2 separate regions of the Mus musculus genome follow, and region 2 is linked to region 1. The links are chromatin loops, found by intact Hi-C in ENCODE. Cell type or tissue: heart. All regions are shown on one strand. Each heading gives the region's core, and the rest is flanking DNA. Links, peaks and the distances in the headings are about the cores only. Region 1 has its middle 97 kb from the start of Gm40042. Region 2 has its middle 8.9 kb from the start of Gm23096.

What was found. Hi-C counts contacts between places; a loop is a spot of excess contacts. Peaks named below come from ENCODE experiments on the same cell type or tissue, not always from the same donor. Only the 100,000 strongest peaks of a DNase experiment are listed, where the experiment ranks them.
Region 2: it touches region 1 in a loop (2.3-fold over the local background); 1 of 42 quality-filtered maps calls a loop at or near these places.

What each region holds. Positions count from the first base shown.
Region 1 is chr3:49,927,246-49,931,652 of GRCm38, forward strand. No RefSeq gene overlaps it. Among named protein-coding and RNA genes, the nearest start is that of Gm40042, 97 kb to the right of the region's middle. In heart, for the core only: no CTCF peak of the experiment used is centred there; DNase peaks (open chromatin) are centred at 1,926 and 2,436.
Region 2 is chr3:49,665,416-49,669,822 of GRCm38, forward strand. No RefSeq gene overlaps it. Among named protein-coding and RNA genes, the nearest start is that of Gm23096, 8.9 kb to the left of the region's middle. In heart, for the core only: no CTCF peak of the experiment used is centred there; a DNase peak (open chromatin) is centred at 2,336.

The sequences.
Region 1 (4,407 bases), core at 194-4,193:
CTATATTAGGCTAGATTGTCCATTAGCTACAAAAGCTACACAAATATACAATAAAAATGGGCAATATACAGAAAATAGTGGTAGACTGTGGCTGTCATCGTGTTTGACTCTTTCAAATGAATCAGCACCATGATGAATGAAGGATTTGATGAGATGTGTCCTGTCAGAGTACCAGTGTCAGGGAGAACGCAATGGTTGAAACTGTGAAACAATTCCGAGAACACGTAAGTACCATTTCACACACACTTTTCTTTAATGATTGTTATATTTATTTCCATATTTTGAGATGGGGAGCATTTATGCCAAGGTCTAGTTGCGGAAGTCAGGATCCCTGTAAGAGCCAGTTCTCTGCTTTCACGATGTGGTTTCCTGGGCTCAAACAGAGGCATTTAGTTGGGAGTGAACACCTTTCTTTACCTACTGAGTCATCTCGATTGCCTGACATTTTTCATGTGAAAATTTATGAAATCTTCTAGTAAGGTTTAGCTAATGGGACTCTGATAAATATTCATCCATCTAGCTTAGCAAAAAAGCAAGCCTATTAATACGTTCTATTATGCTGATGGAAAGTGCACACATAGCAACAGCCCAAAGCATACAAGTGGGAAGGCATTTGCCTTCCAGTAATTTATTTTCACTCCCTGGTCTACAAATTAATAGTAAACAAAATGTGTCTAGAAAGAATATCTGGTTAATGCAGTCCTCCTTTGACAGGCTCTGAATACTAATGAATAGTTATTAACAGGGATATTTTAAATAGTAGCTACCTACCACATTTTTGTTATATAATTAGCTGCATTTTATGTCTCAGACTAGTCATTTAAATGGTTTTGTTTAGAAAAACATGTATTTGTTAAAAACATTAATACTCCAAATGTGGAACCTCTAACCTACACAAGCCTATGTGGTTGTTATTCACATCAGTTCAACTCTTATTAACACTGTTCATGCTTTCCCTTCAGTAAGAGTCATATTGCTGAATTTATTAAATGATCAGAGCATCTCCTGGGTCGAAGATGATTAGGTCCTTGTTTTGTCACTAAAAGACTTAAGGGATGTTGCTAAATTGAACAGGCTGATGTATTTTGACTTAAAAACGAATGGGGTATTAGAAGGGCCTACCTGTTAGGATTTGAGTGAGTTCCAATGTTTGTAAATGCCTCCTTACAGTGATAGCTGTACTTTAGTGTTGGCTATAGAGAATACAAATGAGCCTTAAATACATTGGTCCAAAATGTTAAGAATTCAAATTAACAGAGACAACTGAAGTATTAAAACCTTTGAACTTCAAGTAAAGAAAATGAAAAAAGTATCATTTTCAACTTCAGATTGCTATTACAAAGGTCAGTCCAGTGTGTAAGTTTGTTATCTCTCATTCACTGTGATGTATTTAACAGACAAGTTCTGGTTTTGGTAAAGGTCACAGTAGTCACACATGTCAAACCTCATTAGTCTTACTTGGCTGAGACAAAAGTTACCTGCATAACTGTGTGCTTAACACAAGATTGCTTGATTTCCTTGTTAAATATGTCTCTTAAATTTCAACAATTCTTGAAAAAATGTTTTGTTTCAAGCAGTGGATTTTTGTGAAGCTCTCATATTATATGTTTCAAGCTGAACCGATTTCTGTTCTGCCAGCTTAGCCAGCCTATCTCATTGCAACTGCATTATATATACAGTGGTGCATATCTAGAAGGCTGAGAGAGAAGCGTTCACACAGACCATAGCATTTCTCAAATTTTTATGAGGAACTTATTTTTCTCTCTCTTTCATGGAACCAAAAGTTTGTGAATGTGGTCACACTGTTTTATGGTAATTGGGACCAGCTGTTACACTTTGTGGTTTCTGAAAGCCTCTGTCTTGCCTTCTAGCTATTCTGACTCTGGGCAGGCCTTAATAAACGAAATTAAGGAATGTGCAAGCTTGAGTGGCTGCCACATCCTTCTTCAGAGGGCTTTAATTCAGAGCAGACGTTGGAGGCATTGCTTTTCCATTGCCATTTGTCTACAACCCACATGCAGATAAAACAATGACTTTTTTGTTCATTATTAGTGGCTTTTGAATTTTTACTATCCTCCTTGCTCTGTTGAAATGTGCCATCTAATGACCTTACCTACAACAAGGCCAAAAATTTGTAAATATACACAATACTGTCTGGTAGTTTACTTTTATTTCCTTTAAGTTATTCTTTTGATATAACATGAGAACATAGCACATATTACTTCAGACAAAACTTGTTACATCAGGGAGATAAGATGACATTCTAACATTTAAAGCTCTTTCAAGATGACACACTTGTGTCCATATTTGGTTAAGATAAGAAAACTTGTAAGAGGTCAGATAAGGACTCAGAGGTTGGAAGTGACAAGTATTTTTAATCTCAGTGTCCCATGGTGGGACATAGTGTCCCAAAATCAAGTCACTCACATCTGTGAGAACTGGACCTTCCATGGCAAAGAAAGATCTTGCAGGTGTGACTAATCATGTGTTGAAATGGGAGTTTCTGGGATGTCTAATGGGCATAGTGCAATCTCAAGAGACTTGGAAGCATAAAGAGATGAGAAAGGCATCTACTGATTGGATTGAAGATGGAGTTAAAGGTAGACAGAAGCAGATTCTCCCCTGAAGCCCTTACAGGGAAACCAGAGCCCTGTAGCTCAATAGAGTAATAGTAAGATTGGGACTCCCCTCCCCTCTCCTCCCCTCTCCTCCCCTCTCCTCTCCTCCCCTCCCCTCCCCTCCCCTTCCCTTCCATTCTCTTCTTCTTCCTCCACAAATGTGTGCCCCATTCTAAATTACAGATTTTTAAAAAAACATTTCAAAGTTCCCAGAATCTCTCAGTGATAATATTACTATTTCCCTGCTTCAGATTTATATAGCACAGGGATTATCCAAGAAAACATTTGTGTCCCTGAATACTGAATTCCTGCTATGAAAGTAAAGACCTTTAGATAACACATAAATACCATTCAGAAGAGGTTAAAAATTCTCCCAGTCATTATTTTTGAAATTAGAATTGTTAGTTTGATCTCATCTGTCTCTCTGTCTATCATCTATATATTATCTTTCATCTTCTTACTTGGTTCCCTAAAACAATTAATGAAATAAATCATACCAGAAAAACAAATGCCTTTTAGATCCAGGCAAAAAAGCTTAGAGTAATATTTCTCACTAAAAATAAACATAATTTTCTGGGCCAATCCTTCACCCTGATCAGTACACGCCTAGTCTCAAGCCACATATGTGTATAGCTTAAGGCTGAGGTGGGTCTCTATGTCTTTAGTGAGTTATCAAATTCGCATAGGTGACTACTAAGATCACTAAGGATATATAGCTGGTTAATAAATGCTTTCTATAGGTTGTGATGAACAACATGTATAATTTTGCTGAAAGAATCAGTTCTCAGACCAGAAAACAAGCTCTACCTGAAGACCCAGCTATACCTTTCTTGGGCACTACTGAGTACTACTCAGCTATTAAAAGCCATGACTTCATGAAATTTGCAGGAAAATGGATGGAACTAGAAAATATCATCCCAAGTGAAGTAACCCAGACACAAAAGAATACACATGGTATAAACTCACAGATAAATGGATATTAGCCCAAAAGCCCAGAATACCCACGATGCAACCCACAACCATATGGAGTTTAAGAAGAAGGAAGACAAAAATGTAGATGCTTAAATCCTACATAGAATGTAGAACAAAACAATCACAGGAAGTAGAGGGAGGGAAGAACTTGGAAGGGAGAGAGGTAAAGGAGGGGAAAAAGTGGAGTAAGATCAGGTATTGGTAGAGTCAGGAAAGAAGTACAGAGGGTCAGGAAATGGAAAAGAAACAAGTAGCACTGAGGGATGTGGAACTGGGGGTAGCCAATAGAAAGTCCCACACTTCAGGGAAGCGAAAGATTCCTAGGACACAGCAGCAATAACTTTAGCCAAAATCCCCAACAAAGGGGAGAGACAACCTGTAGAGATCACTTCCAGCAGATATGCATGGCCTCCAGTTGAGGAATGGGGCCAGCCATGCATCTCAAAGTCTTTAACCCAGAAATGATCTTGTCAAAAGAAAAGACAGGGAAAAAAAAAAAAAGAAAAAAGAAACAGAAACTGAAGGAAAGGTCACCAGACACTGTGCCACCTAGGGATCCAATCCCATTTGCAGACACCAAATGCCTACATTATTACTGACACCAAGAAGCACTTGCTCACAGGAACCTGGTATGACTGGTCCCTGAGAGGTTCTCCCTTCATCTGACCAATATAGAGTCAGATACTCAAAGCCAACTATTGGAGCTGACCTCAGGAACCACAATGGAAGAGCTAGAGGAAGGACTGGAGGAGCTGAAGGGGATTGCAACCCCCTTGGAAGAACAATATCAGCTAACAGGACCACCCAGAGCTTCCAG
Region 2 (4,407 bases), core at 103-4,102, 260 kb before region 1:
GATAAAAGGACTCTGTTACCACCGTAGTTTTGCTCCATATGTTTGTTGTAGCTTTGGCTTATGAGAAGTTATTTTGGAAATAAAATGGGCAAAATCTTTCAGACCCTCACTGCTTACTTCATTTTGCAAAGACTAGCAGAAAAAAATAGCATTGATTACATTATGTATAATCAAAGTACTTTTAGTCATTTTTACACCATCATGACTGAAAGACCTAATAAAACAATTTAAAGGGCCGGGAGTTTGTTTTGACTGATCATTTCCACTCCATGGCAGAAGACATTGAGGAATTCATGGTTGTGTGAGTATATGATGCAGGGTTGTTCACTGGCGTCTTTCTTAGGCTTACTGTCGCTGTCATGGATCTGATGAGCAAAGCAACTTGTGGAGTGCTGTAACAGGATCCAAGAATGGAACACTGGGAAGAGAGTTCTAAGCACTTGTGAGAAAACTCCAAGAAAGTAAGTTGAGGACAGGAGTAACTCTATTTTAAGTTATTCATTACATTACTGTTATTACATTATTACTCTTTTTATATGCCTGCATAGAAAAATATGTTTTTGCTACCTGCAGCTTGTCTGACATGTGGTGGTATATTTTATTTGTGATTGTTTACTCGTGTGACTCTTCATAATGTTTAATGAATCAACTGTCTGTTGTTCTGACTAAAGCTGGTTACTGCGTAAGATTTTAGTCTGCTTCATTTATCAGTTCTAGTCTTCCAAATGCCAGGATCTTTAGAGAGGAAAACTGGGAAGGAAAGGGCTTATTTTATTCACAGTTTCATGTAACAGTTTGTCAACAACAACAACAACAACAACAACAACAACAACAACAACAACAACAAAGCAGCGTGAACAGGAACTCACACAGGACAAGAACCTGGAAGCAGGAATTGATGCAGAGGCCATGGAAGGGTGTTGCTTATTTTGAAGGGTGCTTAGGCTTGTTTTCCATGGCCTACTCAACCTGCCTTCATATAGAACCCAGGACCACCAGTCTAGAAATGGTCCCAACCACAATGGGCTGGGCCCTCCTCTATCAATCATAATTAAGACAATCCCTCACAGCCAGGTCTTATGGAGGCAGTTGAAGCTCTTTCCTCTCTGATGACTCTACTTTTTGACAAATTGACAGAAAACTGGCCAGTAGAACATAGTAACAGAACAGGAAGCTGAGACAACTCCCAAAGGCAGGACTAAAGTTATAACCTTCAAAGCCCAGTTCCTAGTGACGTAAATCCAGGGTTGAGACCCCACCCTCTTGTGGCTCCATATTATCCAGAAATAGCATCAACAGCTGGGAAACAAGTGTTCAAACCTTGGACTTGTGGAAGCTACTTAACACTGAAAAAGTAACAAGCCGCTTCCAGAAATAAAGGGAATGGTCATTTATACTATGTAGAAGTTTATCTTAGAAACTATGATAGACTGTTTTAGGAACCTCTAATTACTATCATTAATTTTACCCAAATTTAGATTTCCTAAATTATAAATAATATAAATTTGGCTGCTTTTTTATTGTTTTGCCATTATAATTAACAAAATAACATGTATTAAAAATAGATTACTACTTAACCTACTGCATTATTTATAAAAATCATTCAGATGTATTCACTGGCTCTTCAGTACAAACTGACTGATGCCCTAGAGAGCACTGACTTGTATTTCATATTTTTTGTGACTTATCATTATGGGCATATTGTTCAGCCAAACCATTTATCCTTACACATATAAAGCAAATTTAAATAAAGTTTAGATGTTTATATGGGTATTTTTATTTTGCATATAATAAAAATAATTGTCTTTATTACAACTAGAATAGCATTGGTTAACTACCTCCATGTATTTTCCAATATAGAAATGTTCTCACAAAAATCAAAGGTTATGTTCCAAGTTAGACTCACACTTAATTCAGGCCTAATGCTCCCCATTCATTCCTTTGCTTTGTGTCTGAAATTCTTCTATCTTTAGTTTCACTTACAGACCTTTAGAGGTATCATGTTCCCTACAGCCTCTGACTTTGTTATAACTACTATGGAGCAAGCAATACAAATGAACTTTAAGGTGGGGAGTGATTTTTTTTCTTTTGGTTTTGGTTTTGGTTTTGATTTTGTTTTTTTGAGACAAGGTTTTTCTGTGTAGCCCTGGCTGTCCTGGAACTCACTTTGTAGTCCTGGCTGGCCTCGAACTCAGAAATCAGCCTGCCTCTGCCTCCCGAGGGAGTGATTTCTTAAAGCAAACTTGAACTCATACAGAGACTGCAACCTGATGCAAATGTTCAGAGCCCCCAGAGAAAAAGAACATGTGGAATTATCATTAGATTCCTTGGAACGTGGAAACATGACTACACATGCCAAGGCCTCTGATGAGAAGCAGTCTTCAACGGCAAGCTGTCTGGCAGACATGGTTTTATTTTTATAAATTTTACAACTCTTGCTTAAGACGCAGCTGTTTCAGGACCTAGATTCCTTCTGATCCCGCAGTGAAAATACTGGTTTGTTCCCCCCTAAAAACTGGATGTTATTTAGAAAAGTTAAAGGGAGATAATCAGCTTGGTAATTCAGGGAAACACACTTGTCTTGGTAGACAGACAGTAAGAAGCATTCTTAGTCCACTCTCCATTGAAGTGGAGTAAAGAGTGGGGTCCCGGTCTCAGACTGAAAACAGGACAGAGACACAAGCAAACAGTGAGGTCTGCTGGGGCAGCGCTGCTACCATTTCTCCATCAGAACAACCAGGTTTTTCCATTACGTACATGGAAACACTTTCAAATGAACTGAAGCATCACTCTTAGGAATACAATCTCCAGGCTTCTTCATCACATAAATGAAATGAATATGGAACATGTTCTCCAATAATATCCTGTTCAGAGGATCTTTTTCTTTCCATGTTTTTAACTTACTTCCCACATTTTTATACAGTTCCTATTTTCTCATGTTATACTGTGAAGTTTTATATGTATGGATTATTTGTATGTGTGCACAATAGGTACTTGTTCATTGTAGGTGGAAATGTTTATGTGTGGAGAACATAGGTTGACTTTGAGTCATTCTCTACCTTTTGTGGAAGAATCGATCTAAATTTGCTGCTCATTGATTAGGTTACGTACATTGACCAATTAGTTTCAGTGATCCACCTGTCTCTGTTGCACCTATTGGCATGGTTGTGCGTACATGCCACGACACCCATTTTTTGCATAGATGCTTGGAAACTGAACCCATGTCTCCATGATTGTAATAACAAACACTTTACCAACTGAGCCACACCTTCAGCCCGAACCTAATAATTATTAATAACATAACCAATAGTTATTAGTACAGAAAATGTATGGACAACTGAAGAATGTGTTAGTCATCAAGCAATACACAGGATACACAGAATATATTAGAAGTGTGGACATTTTTCATCATGAAGCTAAGGAGCAATTTAATTCCAATATTTACACTTGGCATTAGTATCAAAATAACATAGCTAACACAGTCATCTATTGGATGGAACATAGGGCCCCTCAATGGAGGAGCTAGAGAAAGTACCCAAGGAACTGAAGGGGTCTGTATCCCTATAGGAGGAACAACAATATGAACTAGCTAATACCCCCAGAGCTCATGTCTCTAGCTGCATATGTAGCAGAGGATGGCCTCATTGGTCATCAATGAGAGGAGAGGCCCTTGGTCTTGAGAAGATTTTGTTCCCCGGTATAGGGGACTGCCAGGGCCAGGAAACAGGAGTGGGTGGGTTGGAGAGCAGGGGGAGGGGGAAGGTATAGCAAATTTTCGGGAAGGAAACTAGGAAAGGGGATAGCATTTGAAATGTAAATGAAAAAACATCTAATAAAAAAAGAAAGAAAGAAATATTGGTGGGTTTTCCATGTACATACAGTATTCACATATAAAATAAACATAAACTTAATAAAAAAATAACACAGCTAATAATGATGCTATAGTAAAGGAAACAAAGAGACAGAAACCTGTTTTAGCTGCTGTTTCTGCACAACTTTCAATTCTATTAACACTGATAGAACACTATCTTTAACTATAGGCATGATCACTTTTAGGGTTCTTTTTCCTCTTTCTTGTTTTCATGATTTATTTCCAGCTCTTAACTCCCTTTCTTTCTACCATTCCTCCTTCTCATACCACCATTTCTCTGCTCCTCACTTCATTTCTCTGTTGCTTTCTTCCCCTCTCCTCTCTTGATGTTACCTTTAATTTTAAAGTAAGTACTCCACTCTTAAGACTTTGTGGATGCAATTCAACTTAGTAATAGATATACATGATTTAAGTTCAATCTTTTTAAGAACCTTTGGACATTCTCTTGATCATATCTATTCTCTCAAAGCTTTGCTCTGTTACTAATACACTAAACTCCTGCCCTAGTCATTGCAAATACTGTCTCTTGTCTAACA